Linked DNA regions of Homo sapiens: all the other regions are linked to region 2. The links are chromatin contacts, found by Hi-C or POLR2A ChIA-PET in ENCODE. All regions are on one chromosome and are shown on one strand. Each heading gives the region's core, a stretch centred on a gene start or an enhancer-like site at or near the end of the contact. The rest is flanking DNA. Distances are from core to core; before and after follow the strand shown. Region 1 holds the start of SHBG (sex hormone binding globulin). Region 2 holds the start of CNTROB (centrobin, centriole duplication and spindle assembly protein). Region 3 holds the start of ATP1B2 (ATPase Na+/K+ transporting subunit beta 2). Region 4 holds the start of BORCS6 (BLOC-1 related complex subunit 6).

Region 1 (2,791 bases), core at 57-2,556, 300 kb before region 2:
GCGGATCACCTGAGATCAGGAATTTGAGACCAGCCTGACCAACATGGTGAAACCCCGTCTCTACTAAAAATACAAAAATTAGACAGGTGTGGTGGCGCATGCCTTTACTCCCAGCTACTCGGGAGGCTGAGACAGGAGAATCGCTTGAACCTGGGAGGTGGAGGTTACAGTGAGCCGAGATCGTGCCATTGCACTCCAGCCTGGGCAACAAAAGCGAAACTCCATCTCAAAATAAATAAATAAAATAAAATGCGTCAGGGAGGGTCGGGCCTTGTGGCTAATGCCTGTAATCCAGGTACTTTGGGAGGCTGAGGTGGGCGGATCATTTCAGGTCAGAGGTTCGAGATCAGCCTGGGCAACGTGGTGAAATCCCCGTCTCTACTAAAAACACAAAAAAATTTGCTGGGCGTGGTGGTGCGTGCACCTGTAGTCCCAACTACTAAGGAGGCTGAGACAGGAGGATCGCTTGAACTCGAGAGGCAGAGGCAGCAGTGAGCCGAGATCACGCCACTGCACTCCAGCCTGGGTGATAGAGCAAGACTCTGTCTAAAATAAAATAAAATAAAATAAAATAAAATAAAATAAAATGGGTCAGGGAGTGGGTGATTTCTACTGCTAGACTGTTTAGGCCCTGTAATAAATGGATAAGGGAAGATAACTGAGAGGCGGGGGGCAGGTCCCTTCTTAATATTCACTGAATCATACACACAGACAATACCTTCTTGGGAGACAGGCCTCAGAGGCCTGGGAAAAGACTGGGGGAGGAGTTCAGACCAGATGCCAGGCACTGTGCCTGCATTTTCTCAATGAACCCTCTTTCACAGTCACCCCGTAAAGTATTATTTTCCTCATTTTACAGACAAGGACACTGAAGCACAGAGGTGAAGTGACTTGCCCAAGGTCACTCAGCTAGAAATTTAGGATTCCATTATCTCATTTCTAGTCCTGATACAGGATGCTACTTGGGACGCAGGGGAGGACTGTTTCTAGACCTCAGGCCTGTGAATGCAGGCTCCCCGAGTGGACAGAAATCTTGGAGGACCTAGATCAGGCCCTAGAGGAGGAGAGGGGAGATGGAATATCCTCTCCCAGTTCAGAAACTTTCTCGGCAGTGGAGGATGATAGTGGAGGGGACTCTGTCCTTCACCCCATTGATCCCCAGAGGGGTGATAGCTGAGTCTTGTGACTGGGCCCCTGGGCAGGGGTCAAGGGTCAGTGCCCCTGTTTCCTTTACCCCCTCCTCCCCGGGCAACCTTTAACCCTCCACCGCCCACACGCAAGGCTGCCTGCCTCTACACATTCTCCCAAGAGTTGTCTGAGCCGCCGAGTGGACAGTGGCTGATTATGGAGAGCAGAGGCCCACTGGCTACCTCGCGCCTGCTGCTGTTGCTGCTGTTGCTACTACTGCGTCACACCCGCCAGGGATGGGCCCTGAGACCTGTTCTCCCCACCCAGGTGCAGGAGCGGGACAGGGCACTCAGCTCATGCAGTCTTCCCTTCTCTCCTCTGGCCCTGTAGCAGGGCCTCTCCCTCTGTCTGTCTCTGACATGTCCCTACTCAGCTTTGTTTGTTTTCTCTTTCTGATAGAGTGCCCACGACCCTCCGGCTGTCCACCTCAGCAATGGCCCAGGACAAGAGCCTATCGCTGTCATGACCTTTGACCTCACCAAGATCACAAAGTATGGGGTTGGCCTAGCCCTTGACCCAGTCCCCTGGTTCTGCCCTCTCTCCATCAGCTCTTCTCTTTTCCCTGTCTTCCTTTCCTTATCTGTGAACACCATCTCCCCCAAACCCACACTGGTTCTCAAAGGACACATGACATACACAATCTTTCCTTCTGTGTCCTTCCAGAACCTCCTCCTCCTTTGAGGTTCGAACCTGGGACCCAGAGGGAGTGATTTTTTATGGGGATACCAACCCTAAGGATGACTGGTTTATGCTGGGACTTCGAGACGGCAGGCCTGAGATCCAACTGCACAATCACTGGGCCCAGCTTACGGTGGGTGCTGGACCACGGCTGGATGATGGGAGATGGCACCAGGTAAGCTAGCTCTGGTCCTCAGGGGAGGGATGTCTGGAGCTGGTCTGAGGAAAGGGAACAAAACCAAGTTATTGGGCATCCCTCTACCACTGTCATCTCGTTTAATCCACACGAACCCCCACAAAGTAGCTATTCTTGGCCCCATCTTTTCTGATGGGAATTCTAAGGCTCAGTCAGTATATAAGTGACAAGAGCTGAGTGACCCAAGGCCAAGGATGCTAGCTGCTTCTTTAAGGCATGTTCTTTCCACTATAGTACTAGGCTGCCTCACAGGAAGGTGGCAGAAACAGATCCCAGGGGCCTCTGATTTTGCTTCCCACCTTCCTGCAGGTGGAAGTCAAGATGGAGGGGGACTCTGTGCTGCTGGAGGTGGATGGGGAGGAGGTGCTGCGCCTGAGACAGGTCTCTGGGCCCCTGACCAGCAAACGCCATCCCATCATGAGGATTGCGCTTGGGGGGCTGCTCTTCCCCGCTTCCAACCTTCGGTTGCCGGTAACTACACCCCAGGGGTGGAACCCTAGCCAAGACTTGGTAAAGCACTGCTGGGTGGCTGGCCGTGGGAATCTAAGTCCACACTTTTAGGGAGAAGGGAAGGGTTGAGAGCTGCAAGGGGGAGGCCAAATGCTCAGAGGGGAGTCAACTGAGGGCAGGGAGGTCGGGACTGCGGCTCCGATGCCCTGATTTCTACATCCCCGTATCTTATCTCTGTCACACTCCAGCTGGTTCCTGCCCTGGATGGCTGCCTGCGCC
Region 2 (3,071 bases), core at 91-2,590:
AGTGGTGGTGGGAGTTAAGAACCTAAGGGCCCCTGAGAAAACTCTTGAGTTGAGCAAACATATAGTAGGATTGGGGCAGGGGAGATGAGGGAGTCTTGGGGTTCTGAAGAGCTCTGGGGGATGGGTCCCTGGGGCTGGCACTGACCGCACTGTAGATGTGGTGCAGCACATCTCGGATGGGTCCCACGCCCAAGTCAGTATTCATGACAACTTTGATCCCAGTGGGCGTCTCGTAGTAATGGAGTTTGTAACGGCTAGTTTGGAAGGCCAGGAAGCCATCCTTCCTGCAGAGATGAGGAGGGTGTTAAAGAATGGGAGCAGAATCTCTCCCAAAGAGACACTTCTGATCCCCGCAAACATCGACTCCCTCTTTATCTAAACATATCCTTTGTAGAAGCCTGGTTGAGTAAAGACATCGCCCATCGTCACCCCTCAATTTAGCCCCCACCAACTTCTCTACTTTCAGACCCTCCCCACCCCCACTCCTGCCAGCTCCAGCACTCTCGCTCCGGACTCAGCCTCTCTTAAGTACCCTTTCCCCCCTCTGGAGGCCAATGCTCCTTCCACTTCAGAAAGTTTCCCCCATCCCCAAATTCCCAAGGCTAGCCCTCCTCCCAACATCTTCTCTGACTCCGCGTACATGTCTAGCGGGGACATCTTGCTGACAAACGAGCGGATAGAGAAGAGCATCCCGTACATCAGCTTATACTCCTGGAGGGAGAGGGGCAGAGTTAGCTCTCGGTTGATGCGGGAGATGGGGTGGGGGGTGGGAACGAGCTGGGGTTTGGAGAGGAGGGGCTGGGTTGGGACTATAGGTGTTTGGAGATGAGAGGTCGCCCGGGCTGCACCGGGGCCCTCTCGTCACCTCCTCCTTGGGAATCCCTGCTTGCTTCTTGCGGTGCCATTCGCTGTAGTGCAGACACACTCCATTCCGGTCAAACAGGTACAGGTTGTGGACAGTCATCTGCAGGGCAGGGAGTGTGAGCCTCGCTCCGGGGCCGCCCCCACTCCTTGGGCTCGGGTTCCCGGACCCACAGCCTTCCAACCAGGTGGGGACCCCACCCACGGACTCACCGGAACTGCTCCGAGTGCCCGTCAAGAGTTACTTCCGGTTTCCACGGAGCTCCGCCCCTTAGGGGGGTTCTCGCTCGGCCGCGGCTGGGCATTAACTCCGCTCCAGTGCTGCTTGTCAGACTCCGCCTCCCTCCCTCAGCCAATCTGTGGCCACCGGAGCCGCGCACGCGCGGCCAGGCGCTCGGGATACAGAAGTGATGTGAGTGTCTGCGAGCGTGGTCTCGCGGGCGGGTGACGTCATCGAGGCGAGAGAGGCGGAGCCGTGGACAGTGGGCGGGAGGCTGCCAACGGTTTTGAGCGTAGGGGGAGGCGTGAGAGGGGGATCTCAGGGGAGGAGGTCAATCGCTTGCCCCCCACTTTGGCAAATTGGGGACTGAGGACTGGAAGGGTGGAGAGTAGGCGGAACCAGGTGGTCGTCGGGGCAGAGGATCTCGGGCTAGGCTTGAGGGCGGCGTGCTTCTTAGGGACGACTTAGGGCGTGACTGAGGGTTCACAAGGTTTCTTTTGGGGTGGTCGGGAGGGAGAGATTCTAGGGAACAAGGAAGCTCGCTATGGCTTTCTTGCCAGGAGGGGTCGAAGGGAAAGTACAAGGGAGCTGGAGCTGACCCTGGGTAGAACGGGTGAAGGGATGGGGGAGCGTGAGGTTCCGCCCTCTCTTGAGACTGGAACCAATTGAGGGACTAGTAGGGCAGGGGGACAGAAATTGGGCTCCTAGTGGATTTGGGTCCGTTTCCGTTGGGACGTTTTGGGTGTGAGAACTTAAGAGCTCAGTTGACCGGGGATAGCCTGTGCCGGAGTTGATCTGCAGCTTCCAGCACTCGTAGTCGGGAAGAGGAGCTTCAGCAGCGCTGTTGTCCCACAGTAGGTCTTCTGTCCGCACCCGCTCTGCGCTGCACCCTCTTAACGCTGTTCCCAGGAGCTGGGGAAAGGGATGCTTTTGCCCACTCCCATGGCCCCTGGAACTGGTGGAAACCTTTCCTCTAACCAGAAAGCCTCGATATCCTTAATTCACCAAGGATCCTTGGCGTGGAGTCTTCCTCCCTTCTCCCAAGTCTTTCTCCGTGAACTTTTCCTCCTGGACTTTGCTAAAGCAGAACCTCCCAGCTCTTTGCTGTCTCCGGTTGTCTCTTCCCTGTATTCATGGCAACATCAGCTGACAGCCCCAGTTCACCCCTCGGGGCGGAGGATCTCCTGAGTGATTCATCAGAACCCCCTGGGCTCAACCAAGTGTCGTCTGAAGTGACCTCCCAGCTCTATGCTTCTTTGCGCCTCAGCCGGCAGGCGGAGGCCACGGCCCGAGCCCAGCTGTATTTACCCTCCACCTCCCCGCCTCATGAAGGGTTAGACGGCTTCGCCCAAGAATTGAGTCGAAGCTTGTCAGTCGGATTGGAAAAGAACTTGAAGAAAAAGGTGAGGGAAGTGTGTCTTGGAGACCACTGTGGCACTAGACACCAGAGAGTCTTGGGATTGGGGTTGGTAAAAATAAAAAGCTTTGATGAGATTTGAACTCTTCCTGTTGGATTTCATATTCCTTTTAACTGCATAGGCAGCCATGCTTATAAGGGAGGGAGTGACCTGGGACACCATAATTTGAAAATTATGAAACTTCCCAGTGTTTTTTTGTGAGAGACATCTCTGCTCCGAGTAGATAGAGCAAACCTATGGGGTAGGTTGGTGAGCTATTTCCCGTGCACTGGGAATGGGTAAGGTTTCTTGATCCCAAGAGGGAGCTAGGGACTTAGGATAGCAGCTCCGATCCTTCCAGCTCAACACTATGTTGATAGTATGGTTCCAACTTTGGCATGTACATCATTAAGACATAGCTTAGTCAACTACAACATGTTACAGAGAAGATAGTTATTAGTATTGTATAGAAAAGGTGTCAGAGTCAATTTGCAGACTGGTTAGGTCTTCCAGAGTTTGAAAATGATAGCCATAAGCCATACAGTCCTTACATTTGTTCTTGAATCGGCAAGAATCTCCGCAACTCTTGTCTT
Region 3 (3,130 bases), core at 237-2,736, 280 kb before region 2:
TGCAATGGCGTGATCTCAGCTCACTGCAAGCTCCGCCTCCCGGGTTCAAGCAATTCTCCTGCTTCAGCCTCCTGAGTAGCTGGGACTACAGGCACCCACCACCATGCCCAGCTAATTTTTTTTTTTTTTTTTATTGAGACGGAAGCTCTGTTGCCCAGGCTGGAGTGCAGTGGAGCGATCTCGGCTCACTGCAAGCTCCGCCTCCCGGGTTCATGCCATTCTCCTGCCTCAGCCTCCCAAGTAGCTGGGACTACAAGCTCCCGCCACGACGCCCAGCTAATTTTTTTTTTTTGTATTTTTAGTAGGGACGGGGTTTCACTGTGTTATCCAGGATGGTCTCGATCTCCTGACCTCGTGATCCACCCACCTCGGCCTCCCAAAGTGCTGGGATTACTGGCGTGAGCCACCGCGCCTGGCCTAATTTTGCATTTTTAAGTAGAGACGGGGTTTCACCATGTGGGCAAGGCTAGTCTCGAACTCCTGACTTCGTGATCTGCCCGCCTCGGCCTCCCAAAATGCTGGGATTACAGGCATAAGCCACCGTGCCCGGCTTGAGATAATGATTCTTAACATGTGGTATGTAGAGCAAGTGTACTCCCGCCCTAGACTGTGAGCCCCGTGAGAGATGTGGCTTCAGTGTAACCTCTCTGGCCTCCCCAGGGCTACAGCACACAGTCTATAGAGGTGCTCAATAAATGTTTGTTGACCCAAGTAGACACATAAGGAGGTGAGTTCCGACGTGGGGGTGGGGGTGCCAGGAGGCAGAGAACCGAAGTAGACCTGGCTGCAGGGCTGGGATCTCAGGGCAGTGCTGGGGACTGGGAATGTGGTGTTGAGAGGGCTTCAGGGAGACGTGATGGGAAGATGGGGAAGCCTCTGCACGTGGACAGAGCCAGGTGGTGTGGACAGGGGCTGTGAGATTGGAGAAGGAGGCGTCTGGGGGACTGGTAGCGGCTCCCAACAGGGGAACGTCCCTCTGGGGGTGGCCTTTATCCATCTCTGCGGGGCCTGTCCTAGCTTCCCTCCTGGCTCGGCCAGCCTCCCGGCTGGTCTCTTCGCTCTCTTTCTTGATCTCTAGCTCTTTATTCCTCTGACATTCTGCCCCATCTGCTCCCGGACTCTTCCGCCGCATCTGTATCTTAGTCTCTTTCTAACTCCCTGCCTGGGGCCCCCACCTTTGAGCATATATCGGCTTCTCTCTCTGCCGTTGTGTTTCTCTGGGGTTATCTTTCCCTCTACTCCGCCCGGACACGCCCTCTATCTCTTCCTCCCACCCTGTCCCAGTCTAGTACCTGGGGTGGGGGTAATGGAGAGACAGCTAGGTCCCTAAGAGAAGTCAGGGGGGCGGGCCCAACCTCTCCATATTTACATATGTATGAGGTCGCCTGGGCCAGTGGCGAGGAGGCGGAGCTTCTGGGGGTGGGAAGGGGGCGGGCACCCCCAGAGCCGCAGAGTATAAAGACCGCGCTCGGCGACCGCGGGCCTCGCACTGCTGAGGAGCGGAGCCTCCGCCTGGGGGGCCCCCCATCCCTGGCTGTCCCCCAGCTGCGCGTCCCCGCCCCACCCCCGCGGCTGAGCCACCACCGGTGCAGTGGTCTCCGCTTGGCGGAGCGAGCCTTGAGCTTCGTTCCACAGCTTCTTTGCATCTTGGATTTCGGGGCGGCCCCCTCCCCCACCTCTCTCTGCCTTTTTGTACCCCGCTTTTTTTCTGCGTTCTGCTCGGTTTTTGTAGCCGTCTGTTTTTGCACCCCATTTCGTTTTGTTTCTAGACGGTTTGGTGGGGGGTGAAGCTGCATTCATACCCCTTCCTCTTGTTATTCTCCCCTGCTCTGACAGCACCCCTTTTCATCGCAGTTGGGGGGCCTAGGATCGGTGCATCTTCCGCCGCGCTGCCAGCACCCCGCAGCGCGTGGTCGTGCACCCCGGAATCTGCAGCAGCTGCATATCTGAGGGGGGTCTCCTTTGCCCGCGCCGCCTTCGCTCCCCGTGCTTTTGGGTGTGTGGAGGGCTTCAGCGCGCGGCGCCCCCGCTTCTCCGCAACCCCCCGCCCCGCGCCCGGACTCGCCCCGCGCCACCAAGATGGTCATCCAGAAAGAGAAGAAGAGCTGCGGGCAGGTGGTTGAGGAGTGGAAGGAGTTCGTGTGGAACCCGAGGACGCACCAGTTTATGGGCCGCACCGGGACCAGCTGGGGTACGCAGGGCCGGCACGCAAGGGGCGGGGGAAAGCCGCGGGGCGACGCCTCGGGGGCGCAGGGTCCCGCCGACGCGGCCCCAGCTCCCCTCCCGGGTCCCCGGCGTCCAGCCTCCCTGCCGGGCTCTGGGCTGGGAGGGGGCCGAATCGCCAGTCTAATCTCCCCGGCTGGCCGTGCGGAGGCGGAGAAAGTAGGTCACAGCCGCCTTCCCGCCCCCCGCGGAGCCCCCTCGGGCGGGGGGTCGCCAGCTCCGCCTGCGTGTCCGCGCCGGCGCTCACACTCCCTCTCGGGGCCTGTCCGCTCCACACGGGCGTCCCCCACCTCCAAAGAGCGCCCCTTCCCTCCCTCCGGCTCTCACTAGCTCCGCAGCCCCGTCTATTTTTAGCTCGTGCCCACCCCCTGGACCCTGGGAACGTTCATGAGGGGGCGGGTCTTGGGGGGTGTGTTAGGGGGGTTCTTCACGGCGGAAGTTGTCTGTATCCCACCGCCTGGCCTTGGGAGCCTTCTGGGACTGCTTTGTGGGTTGGGGGGCTGCTGATAGTATGAGTTTTACCGAGGCTGCAGGTTTTGCTCCCATGTCGGTGACGGAGGGAGGAGTGGTCGCTGTGGTGATTTGTGTGCATCAGCCAGCCAGGTGTCTGTGACAGTCGGATGACTTGGAAGCCTCCCCAGGCTGACCATGGCAGGACTCAGGGAGCTGTAGTGGTCGGGGGTTGGGGGGGTGGAGGGGGTCTGGTGACCGGCACAGGTGCAGGTGAGGGGTGGAATTCTTCCAAGAGGGATGGTCAAGCTGGGACGTTGAGACACAGGGGACAGAGGACACTGTGTGACACGATTTACAATCTTTCCACACTGGGCACCGTCCCCATCAGTCCACCCATTCGGGGCCTACACGAAGTGGGTCCCATGCAATCCATTCCCTCAGGGAACTCAAACTC
Region 4 (3,154 bases), core at 349-2,848, 260 kb after region 2:
GCAGGGGTGCATCTTTGCCTGCGGGGTGTTTGGCCAAGGACGGCACAAGCTCCCACAGCCCCTGGCACCTGAGATGTGGCCACTGGAGTCAGGATAGCCACAGTGGGGGCTGGGGCTTCCTCTGTCCCTTTCTCCTGATTACATGTGGGAGTCACGTCCTCACCTTCAAGCAGACCTAAAGCCCCGTGTTCCCAGGGCTGGTGCTCTAGCTAGGGAGGAGAGTTGGGAAGAACAGGGTAGCTACAGATGGCCAACTGAATACAAGCAGAGCAACATCCCTTCCCACCAGGAGAGCCGTTAGAACTTCCCCACATACACCAGCCTAAGGCCCAGCGAGTGGGCACGGGCCAGCTGAACGCATCTGGAAGAGCCTCCAACACACAGGCCTCCCCTCAGTGGGCACTTCCCACCAGGACTCCCTGAAGAGTCCTTAGGGTCCTGCTGGGCCCTGCCCTGGCCAGGACCGGCCTCTCCTGTCCTCCTGGTCACTTGCACAGGGCCTCCAACACCTCCAGAGTACGTCGGATATCCCGGACTTGGCGCGCCAGCCCCTGAACCGGCTGCAGAGCCCGCTCCAGCTCCTCGCAGCGCGCCAGCAGGGTGTACATGCCCTTGATGCTCATGTCCACGGCTTCACCTAAGGAGTCCACAGCATCGCGGTAGGTCTGGATGCAACCCACGCTCAGCGCCGTCAGCTCCTGCACCGCGCCACCCAGACCGCGAAGCAGACGGTCCACCCGGCCTCCCAGCTCCCGACTCAACCGCTCCAGATCCCGCAGCACCTCGGGGTCGATTGGGGGAATGGCCGGTGTGGGTGTGGGTGCAGGCGCTGGGCAGGGCCGCGCAGGGGCAGAAGGCGGGGGTGGAGGCGCGCCGCTCAGACGGATCTTGAGTTGCAGGTTGTTGGCGACAAAGTGGGTAAGGTCGCCGTGGCGGCTCACTGTGCCTTCGAGCTCCAGGGGACTGGAGATGGTGGCGCGGCGTCCGCCGCCCGCGCCGGACTCGGCACTCCCTGAGGACCCGGCGCCACCGCACGCCTCGCTCAGCCCGTCCAGGCTGCGGCTGTCCTGAAGACGGCTGGAGAACGAGCGGCCGGCTCTGCTGCCCGCGGCCGCCTCCTCGTCGTTGTCTTCCTCCTCCTGCTGCTCAACATCCATCCCGCCGCCTGGTCCCCCTCGACGGCAGTCCCTCCCGGAGGAGGGCTTGCCCTCGGGCGGCGCCGGGTTCTTGTGCCGGGAGGACAGGGAAGGTTCGTGCTCTGCACCCGGCGCCCCCCTGCGGCTCCCGGCCCCAGACAGCGTCCCTTGAGGGCCGGGCTCGTTCTCCAGAGCCTCCCGTTCCGGCCGGTGGACGACGCCGCAGCTTGACGTCTTCGGGGACGTCCTGGGGTGGCGGTTCGCGCCCCCAACGTTCTCGGTCTCTTCCTCCCCGGACACCCGGAGGCCTGCGGGCGGCTCAGAGGACGTTCGGCCCGGCCCGCCGCCAAAGACTAGGGCCTGATGTTCCGCTACAGCCAGAAGGTCCGTCTCGGGCCCGGGCCGCCCCCGAGACGACTCCATACTGCAGGTGGGGGCCGCAACGGAGGAATTGGTTCGCCCCGGCTCCGGAGGCAGTGGCTGCGCCTTTAAGGGGCGTTGGTAGAGGCGAGCCGATTGGCAGCGGCTGACAATGGTAAGGACAGGAAAAGCATTTTGATTGGTCGCGGCGACCAGGAAGTCCCGGAAGAAGAGCTGTTACTGCACAGCGGAACACACGTGAACGCCGGCAGGGTGGAGAGAAGGAGGTGACAGCTGCTCCCGTCGCCCCGCCCTTTCTGAAAGCTGATGGGGCAGATCTTAAAGACCAAGGTCCTCAAATTCCTGAGTCCCGAGGGGTGGGGCTCAGATCCTTTCTGCCTGTAATTGTACCCCCCCCAACAGTGATTGCTTAGCAAAAATACCAAGTGGGGAGCCCACTTGGGGTTCCTAGAGAGGTTCTTAGGATGAAAATGGCATATCCTTCTTGGACCATCAGGGTTGAACCTAGTTGACTAAAAAGAAGGAAACCAGAAGTCCAGCATGAGCATGAATGGTTTGCTCTATCTTTCTTGGTTAAGAGACCTAACCACTGAACTGCTCAGAGCGACCCACTGTGGTCAAGGCAGCGGCCTCTGGGCTTTCCTATGCGTTTGTCACTCTTGTTCTGTGTCTCTTGCCCCTTTCACACTGAGGGGTCTCGCCCCTTGGAGGATGGCGTGTGATTTTGCCACGAGGTAAAATATTCAACAAATGAAATGATCACAAATTTTGATATGTGCTATACAGGAAATAAAGTGTTATGATTGAGAATATAACTGAGCAGGCACTAGTTTAGGTAAGGGGTCAGGAAAATACCTCTTTGGTGAGACTTTTAACTAAAAAGAACCAAAAAGACGCAGCCACCCCCCAGGCAGAGAGAAGAAAACTTGAGCTACCTCTCAGAGACAAAGAAGTCTTGACGTATTCAAGAAACTGAGGTGAGGGGGCAGGAGACATTGGGACTAAAACAAAATCAGCAAGATAAGGGGAAGGATTTCGAGCCAAGGAGCTGAACAGGCAGCAGGGGCCACGTCATGCAGGGGGCCTTGTAGTTCCTGTTAGGGAATGGAGATTTCCTCTAAATGCAATGGTGCAGCGACATTGGAAAGGTTGTACATTGCAACACATAGCCAAAGCTTGGAGACATCAGTATTTTTATTTATTTATTTATTTATTTATTTATTTATTTATTTATGTATTTAGAGACAGAGTCCCACTCCGTCACCCAGGCTGGAGTGCAGTGGCGCGATCTCGGCTCACTGCAACCTCCGCCTCCTGGGTTCACGCGATTCTCCTAACTCAGTCTCCCGGGTAGCTGGGATTACAAGCGCCCGCCACCACGCCCGGCTAATTTTGTATTTTTAGTAGAGATGGGGTTTCACCATGTTGGCCAGGCTGGTCTTGAACTACTGGCCTCAAGTGATCCACCCGCCTCGGCCTCCCAAAGTGCTAGCATGACAGGCGTGAGCCACCGTGCCCGGCCAGACATCAGTATTTAATAAAAACAGTTTGCTAACTCTCCTTAGCTGACAAAGGATGTGGTTGTTTTTTCCATTTGGATAGAGAGATGTCTTGAGGCAGTGTCATGCCAGCATTCA

The links. Hi-C counts contacts between places; a loop is a spot of excess contacts on that map. ChIA-PET counts read pairs that join two places held with the same protein, here RNA polymerase II (POLR2A). Pooled maps may share reads with other maps.
Region 1: a pooled map shows a loop between it and region 2 (4-fold over the local background). The contact joins the promoter of SHBG here to the promoter of CNTROB in region 2. A Hi-C loop is called at or near these places in 1 of 37 single-sample maps with no recorded cell type and 5 of 50 pooled maps. POLR2A ChIA-PET finds 5 or more read pairs at or near these places in 3 of 52 experiments (GM10248, activated CD4-positive, alpha-beta T cell and activated T-cell).
Region 3: a pooled map shows a loop between it and region 2 (4-fold over the local background). The contact joins the promoter of ATP1B2 here to the promoter of CNTROB in region 2. A Hi-C loop is called at or near these places in 4 of 50 pooled maps. POLR2A ChIA-PET finds 5 or more read pairs at or near these places in 4 of 52 experiments (BJ, GM12878, activated CD4-positive, alpha-beta T cell and 1 more).
Region 4: a loop to region 2 is called in a pooled map, with 6 times the contacts of the local background. The contact joins the promoter of BORCS6 here to the promoter of CNTROB in region 2. A Hi-C loop is called at or near these places in 9 of 50 pooled maps. POLR2A ChIA-PET finds 5 or more read pairs at or near these places in 5 of 52 experiments (B cell, HEK293T, MCF 10A and 2 more).

What each region holds. Positions count from the first base shown.
Region 1 is chr17:7,628,829-7,631,619 of GRCh38, forward strand. SHBG (sex hormone binding globulin) reads left to right here and starts at 1,307. Exons shown (of 8, transcript NM_001040.5): 1 at 1,307-1,455; 2 at 1,588-1,679; 3 at 1,852-2,041; 4 at 2,372-2,533; 5 at 2,761-2,791. The coding sequence starts at 1,345.
Region 2 is chr17:7,930,866-7,933,936 of GRCh38, forward strand. CNTROB (centrobin, centriole duplication and spindle assembly protein) reads left to right here and starts at 1,341. Exons shown (of 19, transcript NM_053051.5): 1 at 1,341-2,484. The coding sequence starts at 2,215. TRAPPC1 (trafficking protein particle complex subunit 1) reads right to left here and starts at 1,081. Exons shown (of 4, transcript NM_021210.5): 1 at 866-1,081; 2 at 641-711; 3 at 146-284. The coding sequence starts at 964. RefSeq lists enhancers at 795-1,034, 1,375-1,424, 1,645-1,704, 1,735-2,024, 2,155-2,284 and a silencer at 2,212-2,389.
Region 3 is chr17:7,649,440-7,652,569 of GRCh38, forward strand. It overlaps ATP1B2 (ATPase Na+/K+ transporting subunit beta 2), which reads left to right and starts at 1,487. Exons shown (of 7, transcript NM_001678.5): 1 at 1,487-2,191. The coding sequence starts at 2,080. RefSeq lists enhancers at 139-639, 640-1,140, 1,415-2,057 and a silencer at 1,397-1,546.
Region 4 is chr17:8,188,582-8,191,735 of GRCh38, forward strand. It overlaps BORCS6 (BLOC-1 related complex subunit 6), which reads right to left and starts at 1,599. Exons shown (of 1, transcript NM_017622.3): 1 at 1-1,599. The coding sequence starts at 1,559. The coding sequence ends at 486. It overlaps LOC124903913 (a long non-coding RNA gene), which reads right to left. Exons shown (of 2, transcript XR_007065604.1): 2 at 2,694-3,154. RefSeq lists enhancers at 766-1,412, 1,391-1,670, 1,413-2,058 and silencers at 851-900, 971-1,030, 1,231-1,280.